2 separate regions of the Homo sapiens genome follow, and region 2 is linked to region 1. The links are chromatin contacts, found by Hi-C or POLR2A ChIA-PET in ENCODE. All regions are on one chromosome and are shown on one strand. Each heading gives the region's core, a stretch centred on a gene start or an enhancer-like site at or near the end of the contact. The rest is flanking DNA. Distances are from core to core; before and after follow the strand shown.

Region 1 (6,787 bases), core at 1,814-4,313:
AGAAGGATTGTTTAAAAGTAGGGTGGTTTTGGTTTGAGGGATCAAAAATTCAAGTAAAGCCAACAAAGAACAAACAAAGAAAAATTCTCAAAGCTGTGAAACCTTGCTACTTAAGATAATGACAGAAATTTATGACTGCTTCCTTCCCCAGCAGAAAGGAGCATAATTAGAAAGCTGAAAACAACAGGCCCTTTGTACCAGCATGTTATGTTTTGCTTATTCTATTACACATTGGCTGGGAGATAAGAATAAACAGGACAACACCCTGTCTAACCCGGGAGGAGGGAGTGGAGGAAAAGGCTGGTTACATTCATTCTTGGGCATGTACGTGCATACCGTTTATTTGCAAATTGAGGTACTTAAGAAAATTGTGCATGCAATAGTCAGGAACTAGTATAAACATTCAGAAGTCTTTTATTGCACAATCAAACCTTTTAAGAATAAGCCTTGTGTAATAGGGAGCTTTATAGTTTTTCCTCATAGTGAAGCATGTTGTGAAGATTTTAATAATTGATAATTTTTTCTATGGTCTTTAATTGTCAATCCTATTTTCATTCAGTTGTTGTTGCTTTTTTTAAAAAAAAAAACAAAAAACAAAAAACAAAAAACCTTTCAAACTAGGATGAGCAAATAAAACTAGGATGAGACACAGCTTCCCTCTCTGTGACCAACGATGTCAAAAACCCTTGCAAAGAATCAATCAACAGCTGCCAGGGGAAGAAAACGTGGTGATCTGAGACTTCTCCCTTCTCTACAAAGGGACGGTTGCCCGTCTGGGTGCCAGGTGTTCTGATAGCTTCAGCCATGGAGAATTCTGCTCAAGAACAGCAGCTGCTAAGCCAATCAGGTTCTCATTAGCCAGTCGGGAGATGGTATAGGTATCTACGGTCCCAAGAAAAAAAAAAAAAAATTTGATCTCTTCCCATAACCCGTCTGCCTAGAATGATGGACCTGACTTAATCTTGCCATTTCTTAGTGACTCACTTGCTCCTGGCACCCAAGCTCACTAAGAACGGGGCTAAGGAAAGCCATTTTAAGACCTCACTGACCTGCCACCATCCTGGCCTTCATTCTACTCCTCCAACCCATGAGAGTGGTTCCCACCTTGAGGCCTGTGGACCGGAGTGCTTTTCCACCAGATGGTCACAAAGCTGATTCCTTTTTATTCTTCAGTCTTAGCCCAAATGTCACCCTTTAAGGAAGCTTTTCCCTCTCACCCTAACGATGCTATTGATTCTCCCACTGTGACACTTACTTGATTTTATTTTCTTCATAGCATACATCTTAATTACTTGTTTCACGTACACTAATTTTCTCCCCTGACTAGAATGTCCATTTCATAAGGACAGAGGCCTCCTCTATCTCGTTCACCCTTGTAGGCTTTGCATCGTAAGTACTATCTGGCACACAGTATACGCTTGATAAATATTTATTGCAAGAATAAATAAACAATAACCAAATTATCAAGATTATCTGGTATAGAACAGGTGGGGAAAAGCTCAAACAATCTGTCACCTGTCATCGGCCACACTATAGTCATTTTTTTCCCCTCAATTTTCCCAGTGGGATGAAGGGTGAAGATGCATGTGAACAGCTGAGCCATGAAGCAGAACTACACAGCACATGGTTTTTTAACTTCAGTGCTCTTCACAGAAAACCACTCTGAAATAAGTTGCAAGAGATTCTTGAAATTCAAATACAAGGAAAAAAAAGAACATATATGGACGACAGCTAGGTAGTTCTGCCAACCTAACTATGCCATGACATGTAATTGTGAACTGCTGAGAGACAAATGCAAAGCAAAGCATTTCCTATACACACATACAAAGGTAAGATTAAGGTGTTAATTTTTAAGCAACTGTCATATGCCTGGTTCTAGAATATGATTCCATTAACGTTACTGCTGTTATAACAGAGAGTGTAAGTGTGATGATGAGCTCCTTTCATTATTTCTCAAAATTAAGAAACTAGGCTTGCCAGTCAATCCCCAGCAGAGACTCTGAGAACATACGAGGACACAATGAAAACAGTAGAATATTAATTAAACCAACAGGAAGAGAGCTGTGTGTACTTCAGAGATGCATTTTAAATGCATGCATATCTTCATACAGACATCATAGTAGTCAAGTCAAGAAATGTATACTTTACGGTTCCTGATATGGCAGATTCAGTCTTCATGGAAGGCAAAAACACAATGAAACAAAAACTGAAAGCCCACACACACCCACTGAGGAAAGCATCTGAAAGGCAAACTAGTGATTTTTCTCAGCAAAGAATTAAAGTCCCTCTCCCCTGGAACAGTGATTTGGAAAAGGACCAGGGTAGGGGAGGGGGTCAGTTAGTAATGGCTCCTGTTATATTAAAAGGTGACAAAAATCATGAAGAGCAGTATTGATAAATGTTCTAGTTACTGCCATGTTTGAAAAGCATTCGAAATTCTAAAATATTATTTGTGTATTATTTACCTTCTTATAAACTGATTTGTCATTATCATACATTCAAGTTTTATAAATGTGTTTTTCCTCACTTCACTGAAATATCAGAATCCAGCTCAAAAACAGAATCAAAGAGGAGACTTTTAAGCTTATTCAATAAAAACTATGATACGTAATATTCAAAATAGTGAAATCATTATATTATCTAAAATTCTCAGAAACTGCTTAACATGATTAATAATTTACCCATTTTAGTTCATGAGGGAATGTTTAATATCATTTGCCAAAAAAGAATACTGAAATGGTATAAAATGGTATTCATTATAATTAAGACCTAATCACTAAAGAAGTCCAGAGGTATGGAATTTACGATCTTGCATACATGTTTATAAAATATGGACTCGGGAAAGAGCCATTTAATTTACCAAGAAGTCCTTTGATCTCTCAGCATATTATAACTAAGAAGACAATGGCAGGTTTCAGTATGGAGGTCTTTTTGGATGACTCCTCCTAGCCTTGAGGTTTCTCTATTCCTGTTTAGGGTATGAAGTTGACTTACAAAACCATCGTTTTTGTTCTAGCTTTGCTTTATAAAACCTCAAGCAAAGTCTCGACCATAAATAAAGCAGCAGGGCCCCAGTAGCCAGCTGAGTCATAAACCCCACTCAGCTGCATGTAGCCCAAGGTGTTGGGATCCCGACAGAGTCAAGCCAAGCAAGCAGAATCAATTGAAGCCAGAGTTTGGAAAAACAGAGCACCTCCCTTCCCCACCCCACCTGGCAGTGGAAGAGACCACAATCCCCCTTCCACAGCTCTCATCCAGGGAATGGTAATAAGTCCAGAAAAACATCTAGACCTGGGCAGACTTTACTTCCACAGTCTAAAAGGAAGGGAAAAAAATGGTATTTGACAACCAACCACAAATTTTGAATATACGGTTCTCCTGCTTTTAAGCATAAAAGCAGTCTTGTTGTTGCTAAGTTATGATCACCACCATATTTTTCAAAATTTGTGCCCAGGACCATTTGGTCTTATGGTACTCAGGCTTGCCACTCTAAAAATACAGAGTTAAGCATGTTTAAATCACTTCAAATATCGCAAAAAGCAGCAAACACACAGCCTACCTGCTTGGGCATGCAAACTTGAAAAGAGAAGCTTTAGAGAATTGCCTGCAGGTCAACTCATTCTGTATTTGGCAGACTGATGTCAGGAAGGAGCTATAGAAAACAGAATCCTGTGCATGAAAAATACTCTGCCTTTGGTTCCCTCAGGCCAGAACTTGGAACTGCTAGCAAACATGCCTTAAAAAACTGCAATTCTCATGAAGTGCTAAAAACTCCCAAGTAAATAGGGCCCCTCAAACCCATGTACAAATAAGAAACATTTAATGAACAACTCTTTTTTCACCAACACCTCTACTACTTAAATTAAGGCCAGCAGACTCTTCAAAGGGACAAAAGAAGCCCCCCCCTCCATTAAGAAAAATTCTATATATAGACATCCAAGACAATTATATGATGCACGTAACCAAATATATATAATTATCCTAGTTCCTGCATTCCCATTATCTTCATAAACATAGGATAAAAATCAGTCTAAATGACTTTCTCAGACCTCCTCAAGGATTAAGGCAAGCCAGCCAGTCTTTAAAGTACATACATGTAGTAAAGATCAAAAGCAAATGTTCTGGTCAGTTCTTTTCTGCTCATGGTTTTACTAAGAATGTGTGCAGTTTTCAGGGAAAACACCACAAATGACAGCTGCTCAAAAGCATGGGAATTAATTGGCAGCAGGAATTTCCTTGACTAATAGGGAAAAACTTGAAGTCACATGTTTTGATGAGCTTATTTTTCCCATCCTTAGTCAAGCATATTCACTGCTAATGATTAAGATTTTAAAATGGAAATATAACCAAGTACATTCTCTATCTTTTCTCAGTGGAACACAGATACCCATTAATGACTGAACAATGGCATTAATTAATAGATTTTAGCTTAAATAAATACAGGGAACCAAACCAGGACACAACAGCAAAAGTGCATTTGTTAAAAAATAGTAGCACGTGACTCCTCCTCCAACCCCCACAGTAAGCCATCTGCTTTGAGCTGTTTTTCTAGCAGTAGGGATAGATTTACACTGATCCATCCACAGTCTATCTGACTCAGGGTCTCTCAAGTCATTGCCCTTGTGACCAGTGGTGAGAATGGACAAGACAGCTGGTCAGGATTAGGTGAGTAGCCTGTGGCCTTGGGACCAAGTCATGTTACTGTGCCCAGAGCCTGATGCTATAACCTTTGGCTCATTAGCATTATGCTGTCATCATCCAAGCTAACAGCCACTGATCAGCCATGATCCAACAGTCACCACTCAGGGGGCACTATGTATTCTCAATCCCAGCAACAATGTGAGCCTTTTCTTTTCAACACAGTCTGAACTGAGCCCATGACACTCAAAGGCTCGTGCATGAGGGAGTCTGCATTAAAATTGTCCCTCAAGGCAGCAATGAGATGTCCAAGCATGAGCAACCATAGCCCCTCCATTCTAATCAAATGACTGCTCTGACAGAGCTCAAGGAAAGCAAGACATAGTCAAAGAATTTCCAAAATGTATGTACCCCAAGTGCCACAATGGAACAACATACCTGGCCATCCCCAGACTTGGAAAGTTGGCAGGGACGATGAGAACATCCAGCCGAGAGAACGGGTGTGCTCCCAGAACAGAATGTGCTGCTGAGAGGCAAGGAGGGATCAGCCGCAGAAGGGTCTCTTGGCAGGCACCCGTGAGGCACACAGGGGCAAAGACCCGATGAGGAATGATCTCCTGGGTGGTGGCAGAAGCATTCTGGAAGCGGCAGGGGTATTCCATGTGACTGCAAACACCAACATGCCTGGGAATAACACAAAATAAATGGTAAAACATGTTTATTATTCTTGCTGTGGAGGTGAGGCAATCTTGCAGATGTAGACAACTTTTAGGAGACAGAGGTTCAGACAGACTCACAAGCAAAGACTGCTCATTTCAATTCTTGGCTTGACTGGCTCTGTGCAGCAGTGAAAATTTACAGGACAAAAACGTATTCATGTGTTTGAATCAATAGACTAGCTTCAATCTAAGATAAGAGAAAGCAGTAAAATCTTGTTTTAGAATAAACTTTGTTGTGGGGGGACCTCTAAAGACTCCAAACAATAAAACTTCTCACCAAAATACAAACAATTCCTGCCCTCGGTTAGATGTTTTCAAGTATCACCATATGAACAATCTCCAAATTAGAGACAATTCATAACTCAGAAAGGAAGGAGCAGTACACACAAATTAAAGATCCAATTCTGGGATTACCTAGAATAAAAGACTTGGACTGAGGGAGAACCATGAACCAAATGAAAGTTACAGGCTCAAACTCCTCGAAAGAACACAAACCATTTTACTGAATAGTAATCTAAATGTTCTTTACACAGCCCATCAAAAGCTGTTATTAAGGAATACAGAGGCACTTTTGATACAGTATTTTTCCCAACCCACTTTCAGAACAAATTTAACTGAGCCAGCCTTTTAAGGAAACAGATCAGACCCCAGCCTGCTTCATCCGACCACTGCCAGTTATTCCATCAAAGGCGGAACTGAAAGAGAATTCCTAGAACCTGACTCACAGGACTCAAGAGAACTTATCTACTCAAACCTACATCCAACAGTACTCCATTTTTTCACCTGCTAACATGTCTTTTATTCAAACACAATGAAAAACCCCTCTAATCATTATTTATTTCATTATTTTTTTTTTTTTTGAGATGGAATCTAGCTCTGTCTTCCAAGCTAGAGGGCAGTGGCATGATTTAAGCTCACTGCAACTTCCACCTCCCAGGTTCAAGTGATTCTCTTGACTCAGCCTCCTGAGTAGCTGGGATTACACGTGTGTGCCACCACGCCTGGCTAATTTTGTATTTTTAGTAGAGACGGGGTTTTACCATGTTGGCCAGGCTGGTCTCAAACTCCTGACCTCAAGTGATCCACCCGCCTCAGCCTCCAAAACAGCTAGGAGTACAGGCTTGAACCACCGCAACCGGCCTATTATTATTTAAGACAGGATTTCACTCTGTTGCCCAGGCTGGACTGCAGTGGCAGGGTCATAGCTCACTGTAGCCTCCAAGTCCTGGGCTCAAGCAATCCTCCTACCTCAGCCTCCTGAGTAGCTAGGACTACAGGCATGTTGCCATGCCACATCCAGCCTTTTTTTTTTTTTTTTAAGAGATGGGGTCTGGAGATGGGGTCTCACTTTGTAACCCAGAGTGGTCTCAAACTTCTGGCTTCAAATGATCCTCCTGCCTCAGCCTCCCAAAGGGCTGGAATCATAGGCA
Region 2 (6,787 bases), core at 1,491-3,990, 310 kb before region 1:
TATCTCAAAAAATAAGAAAGGAATGTAAAATTTCTATTCTTTGATAGATATCATTAAGAAACTGAAAAAGCAGGCCAGGCACGGTGGCTCATGCCTGTAATCCTAGCACTTTGCAAGGCTGAGGTGGGTGGATCACGAGTTCAAGAGATCAAGACCATCCTGGCCAACATAGTGAAACCCCGTCTCTACTAAAAATACAAAAATTAGCTGGGCATAGTGGCATGTGCCTTTAGTCCCAGCTATTTGGGAGGCTGAGGCAGGAGAATCGCTTGAACCTGGGAGGTGGAGGTTGCAGGGAGCCAAGATCACACCACTGCACTCCAGCTTGGCAACAGAGCAAGACTCCATCTCAATTAAAAAAAAAAAAAAAGAAAAGGAAGAAAGAAGGAACTGAAAAAGCAAGCCGTTAGCTAGGAGAAAATATTTGTAATATATGTATACAACAGAGGACTTGTGTCGAGAATATATGAAGAGCTCTTATAACTGCCTAAGAAACCAGTTTTTAAAATGGACAAAAGACTTGAATATATACTTTCAAAAAAGATACATAAGTTGGCAGTAAGCACATGAAAACTGTTCAGCGTCATTTGCCATCAGGAAAGTGCAGAGTGAAACAGGTAGGAAAGCAAGCATACATAGGGTTATGTTCCCAGCCACTAGAATGGATGAAATGCTGGGGAGTATGTGGAGCAACTGGAATTCACATACATTGCTGGTGGGCGTAAGATGGTACAACACCGGAAAACCATATGGCCTTACGATGTTAAACAAGCATCTATCTGTGACCCAGCAGTTCCATTCCGATGGCATCCCCAGGAGAAACAGAAACACATGTCCATGAAAAGACATATGTATGCATGTTAACTACAGCTTTATTCATGACAGCCCCAAACTGGAAGCAGCCCAAATGCACATCAAGAGGAGAATGGCTAAACAGACTATGGCATATTCATACAATTCAGACTACTTCTGAGCAATAAAAACAGAATGATCTACTCGCACACAATAACGTGGCTTAATCTTTAAGAAAATATGTTGAGCCCAAGAAGCCAGACACAAAAGAAAACATACTTTATGTTCCCTTTACACAAAATTCAAGAATAAGCAAAACTAATCTCTCTTGTCAAAATCAAAACATTGGTTGCCAGGGTGGGGTGGAGGGAATGATTGTTAAGAATTGGAAGGGGACTTTTTGGCGTGATAGAAATGTGTCTTCACTGGGGTGGTGGTCACATGGATTTGCACATTTACCAAAACCTCATATACTTAAAGCCCATGCACTCCATGCGTTATAGATTTTACCTCAATTTTTAAAAAAGCTTCTGTGCCCCTTGGGGGCATAGATAGCTGTAGCTCTTTGGCCCTCGAAATGCGAGCACAGTTTTACACTTTTGTTGTTATTTTAAAAACCATGCTGAGCCAGGCTCAGTGGCTCATGACTATAACCCCAGCACTTTGGGAGGCCGAGGCAGGTGGATCACTTAAGCTAAGGAGTTCAAGACCAGCCTGGCCAACATGGTGAAACCCCATCTCCACTAAAAATGCAAAAATTAGCCAGGTGTGGTGGCATGTGCCTGTAATCCCGGCTACTCAGGAGGCTGAGGCAGGAGAATCATTTGGACCCGGGAGGTGGAGGTTGCAGTGAGCTGAGATTGTGCCTCTGCACTCCAGCCTGCGCAACAGAAGGAGACTCCATCTCAATAAAAAAACAAAAACAAGCCGGGCATGGTGGCTCACTGTAATCCCAGTACTTTGGGAGGCCGAGGCGGCCAGATCACCTGAGGTCGGGAGTTCGAGACCAGCCTGACCAACATGGAGAAACTCTGTCTCTACTAAAAAGTACAAAATTAGTAGTGCTTGGTGGCGCATGCCTGTAATCCCAGATACTTGGGAGACAGGGAGGAGAATCGCTTGAACCCGGGAGCCAGAGGTTGCGGTGAGCTGAGATCGCGCCATTGCACTCCAGCCTGGGCAGCAAGAGCAAAACTCCGTTTCAAAAAAAAAAAAAAAAATGCTGAAATACCTAACATCTCACAACGGCTTTGGCAAGTCTTTCCAAAACAGAAGATTTATTTGTATAATTGGGTTCATGTGAAGTAGAACTCATAAAGACATCAAGAGCATAAATTTTTAAGTCCCAGAAGGTGACTTTAAAAAGGTTAATTATTCTGGAAAATATGAGGTTATTGGGAGCTTATTTTTCAAAAAATAAATGTTTAAGAAAGTGTTCTGACCATGTTAGTACTGGTGGGTCTTTTTTGGGCAGAGGACTCAGAGTTTTGTATTTTCCTGACCCCGTTTCAATCTTAATGTTCATGCTCTTTGGATTTTCCATCCTGTGGCAGCTGCGGTTTGCACTCAAGACCTACTTTCCTTACACTTCTCCATCTCTTGCCATGGTGCTGCTGCAAGACCCTCAAGGTGAGTTAGGGTTGACTTTGCCCACATCAGAATGATTTCCTGGGAAGAGCATTGTCAAATTATGACCTCCTCATCAGGCCCTTATCTACAGCATGAGGGAGACAGAACTGGTTATTTCTAAGATCCCTTTAAGCCCCCAGGATCCCACATTCTGTGGATTTTGATATGAGAGTCTGCTTGGCTTCCCAGTTGTGATCACTTACCAAAAGAAGAAAACAAACAAAAAAACAATGGCCTCTGGTAGGTGTTGCTAGTCTGCCTCCAGATAACACAGGCTCTTCTGGTGCCAACCAGATCCACCAGATGCCAGGAACAGGCTAAGACTTGGCTGAGTCAGAATAAAACAGTACATTCGTTTGCTTTTCATTCTTTCTACTCTGTGCAGCCTTGTTGCAGAAGAAAAGACAAAATGATGGATGAAGCTGAGGAAATGCAGGGGAAGTTTCCCCTAACCAAGCTAAGGGAAGGATTTTGAGAGAGTTCAGTAAGGTGCTTCATCCACAGCCTCTCCTGATATCCTTTGCCAGCCTTCCAAAGGCTATCCAGCTGGGGAAGTGATGGTTCCAGCCTTCATTCGACTGGTGTTGATCCAGGAATGTGGCTGTGAGCTCACGCTTAGGAGACATTTCGGAAATAGAGAATAAGGGCATCCTTTCCCTCTGAGGCCTGAAACCTGATGGAAGGCAGTCCTGACATGGGCACAGACTGCGCCAGCCAGAAAGGGGCCTTATTGGAGCATGGGAGGAGAGGAGACAGAAGGGAACGAGCCAGTCACATTTCCTTTTTATGCCATTTTGGGCCTGCCTTTTTTCTGAGACTTGAGTGAGTAGATCTGTTTGAGAAATGCAAATGATTCAAAGTTTCAGAGCATTTTACAAAACCTAAATTCCTCTTCCTTTTTCGAGAAGATGTAGGTTCTTGCCCAGGGTGATCCCCTAACACTGTCTTCTCAGATGCTGGAGCTAGGGGTGGGATCTCTGGGTGACAGTTTTATGAAAACTCTTGGGAAAACTTTATTAACAAGACAGAAAAATGAGGAATTCACTCTCCCAGGGTTCACCTTACGCTTAGGTCAGATCAGCAAAGCCTAAAGTCAGCCAACAGGGGACGCTGAGTGAGCTCCAGAAAATGTACTGGAGTTGTTAGTGTCTCAGTTTGGAAATAGTAAATAAACGGTGAGGTGGTGCATGGGCATGGGCCCAACCCTTTACCTTTCCGTTTGTGTAACTTGTAGATTTATGTCCAAATATAAATAGGTGGCTTCGGGCAGAAGTACAAGAACCTCTTGTGCTAGTTCCTAGAAGAGCTGTCTGTATATTACTTTGGGAAACAGTGTTATGGTCACAGATTGAAGAAGTGTTTTTTAGTGGCATGATCTTCTGTTTATCAGAAATTTATTTCATACCCATTGTGAAGGCCGGGAGAGGGGTGTAAAAGAGGATCACTTACGAGCCCTGACTGTGTAGACACTACAAGTGGAGGAAATGCGAAATAAACATCTAAATAGCTAGTAAAAGGAAGAAACGAAAAATACCTTCAAAAGGCTGTGCACCAAGGGCCGCGGGAGTTCAGAGGAGGGAGGCGCTGGCCTTGTGGAGTAGCAGCAGTTTGTCCATCACTCGCCTTACCTTCCTTGTGTGTTCGATTATAGCATCTATCACTATGTGAAAACTTTTGCAGATGCTGCACAGAACTGCAGATACGTGCTGCTCAGCTGTATTTAAAACCACAGGATGACTGTGAAACCAGAGCAGCTCACTCAAGAAAAGACATTTGTTTGCATAATGCTCACTTATTTTCTTTCCTGGCCTTTTTTTCCACTGTAAACCTGAAATCATATTGTGAATTCATCACAGCCCTAGGAAAGCAGTCAGGCAGTCTATTCCTAATTCCTTATTGGCTGCTTTACTACAGTCTCCGTCTATTTTGAAATCAACACATTAGTGATGGAGGAGTGTGTAGGTAGAAAAGAAGAAACCTAGGGCATCCGCAACCCGGCATTTCCCAGTCTCAGCGGGGGCTGCTTATGCAATCTCTAGCTACTTCCATGTACCTGAATTTAAAATTACTTGAGGGCAAGCGTGGTGATTAATGCCTGTAATTCCAGCACTTTGGGAGGCCAAGGCGGGAGGATCACTTGAGCCCAGGAATTTGAGACAAGTCTGAGAAACATAGTGAAACCTCATCTCTACAAAAAAATTTTAAAAATAGCTGGGCATGGTGGTGCACCCCTGTAGTCCCAGCTACTGGGGAGGCTGAGGTAGGAAGATCGCTTGAGCCCAGGAGGTTGGGGCTGCAGTGAACCAGGATCGTACCACTGCACTCCAGCCTCTGACCAAGCAAGATCGTGTCTTAAAACCCCACAAAACTAAAATTAAAAGATTAGATTCTTTGATGTTCAACTCTGTGTGACATGGACAGATCTTACTTCCCCAGGCTTAAGAGATAGGTACTGGCTGGGAAAAGCATGAGAACAGTATTGGGTTCCGTGAACCAGAAGTAAAGGGCGTCTCCCAAAGACTCTTCAGGTCATCCCTGCAGGTGGTTCCTCATGGGCTTGACATTTCCTCAGTTGCCCTCTGACGTATCTCTCTCCACCCGCAGATATCCCTCGGGGACACTGGCTCCAGACACTGAAGCATATTTCTGAACTGCTCAGAGAAGCAGTTGAAGACCAGACTCATGGGTGAGCAAACACTGACCACTCCCAAATCTACTTCACACATGGTTTCCCTAGATCCTCATCTGCCCTTTGAGCAGGGCTGACAGAGGAAGGCATTACTGGTCTGGGACCATCACCAAACAGGTGAGCACCATGGTGAAGTGAGAAGTGGAGGAAGCGCATGGCTGCACGGATGGCTTGGAGCAGGTCAGGATGAATAGGCATGCGCATGTATGCATGTGCCAATACCTGTATCGAAATGTTTTCTACATTAACGTCTGGTTTTAGATTTTGAAATATACAGGCATAACAATAAAAAGAAGAGGCCTTGGAAAAAGCAGCACCCACCTGCTGGGAACCCCTCCCTGGCCGCACAGAAGGGAAAGGGCACTTGTTTGGGTCCTGTGGTCTTCCCTCTACCTCTCTAGGGAAGGAGATTTGAAACTCCTACACAGTAGGGTGGAATGTTAAATGCTTGCTTTTCCTTCTCTCTAATAAATCTCTCTAAAATGAGAAAATCTATTCTAATATAAATTCTGGGTTGGTTGGTTTGTTTTAAATTTTTAGAGATAAGGTCTTGCTCTGTCTTTCAGGCTGGAGTGCAGTGGAATGATCACATCTCACTGTAGCCTCAAATTCCTGCGCTTAGGTGATCCTCCCACTCAGACTCCTGAGTAGCTGGGACTACAGGCGTGTACCACCACACCTAGCTAATGTTTAAATTTTTTTGTGGCCGGGCGCGGTGGCTCACACCTGTAATCCCAGCACTTGGGGAGGCTGAGGCAGGCAGATCACAAGGTCAGGAGATCGAGACCATCCTGGCTAACACGGTGAAACACCATCTCTACTAAAAATACAAAAAATTAGCCGGGCGTGGTGGCGGGTGCCTGTAGTCCCAGCTACTCGGGAGGCTGAGGCAGGAGAATGGCATGAACCCAGGAGGTGGAGCTTGCAGTGAGCCAAGATCGTGCCACTGCACTCCAGCCTGGGTGACAGTAAGACTCCGTCTCCAAAAAAAAAAAAAAATTTTTTTTTTTGTAGAGGTCTTGCTGTATTGCTTCAAATTCATGGGCTCAAGTAATCCTCCTGCCTTGGCCTCCCGTCGTGCTGGGATTACAGGTGTGGACCGCTGTGCCTGGCTTGTTAATTTCTTAACAGTAGTGTTAGGTACCCTCTTATGTGTGTGATTTTCTTGAAAGCATTCACATTTATGCCTTGCTAAATTCCTTGTATCATAACACTCTTTGGCTTCCTCTTTCAGAGTATAATTTTATTCATTGTCCCTGCTAGCCTACTAAGACTATCTTATTTGTTCCTTTTGCCACTTTTCACTCCTGGAATTCTCTGTAGTCTCACACCGAGTTGACACAGACAATGGGTGACACACCTATGTCCAGCTCCGTGATTGATGGCTTGGGTGCCAGCTGCTCACTCCTTCCTCACCATGATTCTTACCGACAGAGACCAGACAAAAAAGGCCTGCAGCCAATGGAGGCTGCGGGGTTGGCCACATGAATAGCCTGCAGTGGCCAGTCGGCCCCCCACACACCCTCCCTGGTTGTCCTGGTGTTACACAGAGCTGGACCTTGAAGAATCTTAACTCGGGGACAGGACGTAGATGCAGGTGGCATAAACAGCCCACCCTGTGATTGAGACATGTTGTGCAGTGGGTGCCCTGGGTGTTTTTCTCTTCTCTCTACCCAC

What was found. Hi-C counts contacts between places; a loop is a spot of excess contacts on that map. ChIA-PET counts read pairs that join two places held with the same protein, here RNA polymerase II (POLR2A). Pooled maps may share reads with other maps.
Region 2: a pooled map shows a loop between it and region 1 (1.9-fold over the local background). The contact joins two enhancer-like sites. A Hi-C loop is called at or near these places in 2 of 168 maps with a recorded cell type or tissue (right cardiac atrium and sciatic nerve) and 1 of 50 pooled maps. POLR2A ChIA-PET finds 5 or more read pairs at or near these places in 2 of 52 experiments (K562 and WTC11).

The regions. Positions count from the first base shown.
Region 1 is chr9:94,799,292-94,806,078 of GRCh38, reverse strand. It overlaps AOPEP (aminopeptidase O (putative)), which reads right to left. Exons shown (of 17, transcript NM_001193329.3): 5 at 5,077-5,322. It overlaps LOC124902220 (a long non-coding RNA gene), which reads right to left and starts at 5,765. Exons shown (of 2, transcript XR_007061676.1): 1 at 5,635-5,765; 2 at 5,323-5,544. Within about 2 kb of position 3,063, at least 2 of the 41 ENCODE cell types and tissues checked have a DNase peak (open chromatin) inside an H3K27ac peak, as active enhancers do.
Region 2 is chr9:95,112,949-95,119,735 of GRCh38, reverse strand. It overlaps FANCC (FA complementation group C), which reads left to right. Exons shown (of 15, transcript NM_000136.3): 11 at 2,346-2,421; 12 at 5,026-5,107. It also overlaps a transcript of AOPEP not described here. Among named protein-coding and RNA genes, the nearest start is that of MIR3074, 30 kb to the right of the region's middle. RefSeq lists a silencer at 3,210-3,289. Within about 2 kb of position 2,740, at least 4 of the 41 ENCODE cell types and tissues checked have a DNase peak (open chromatin) inside an H3K27ac peak, as active enhancers do.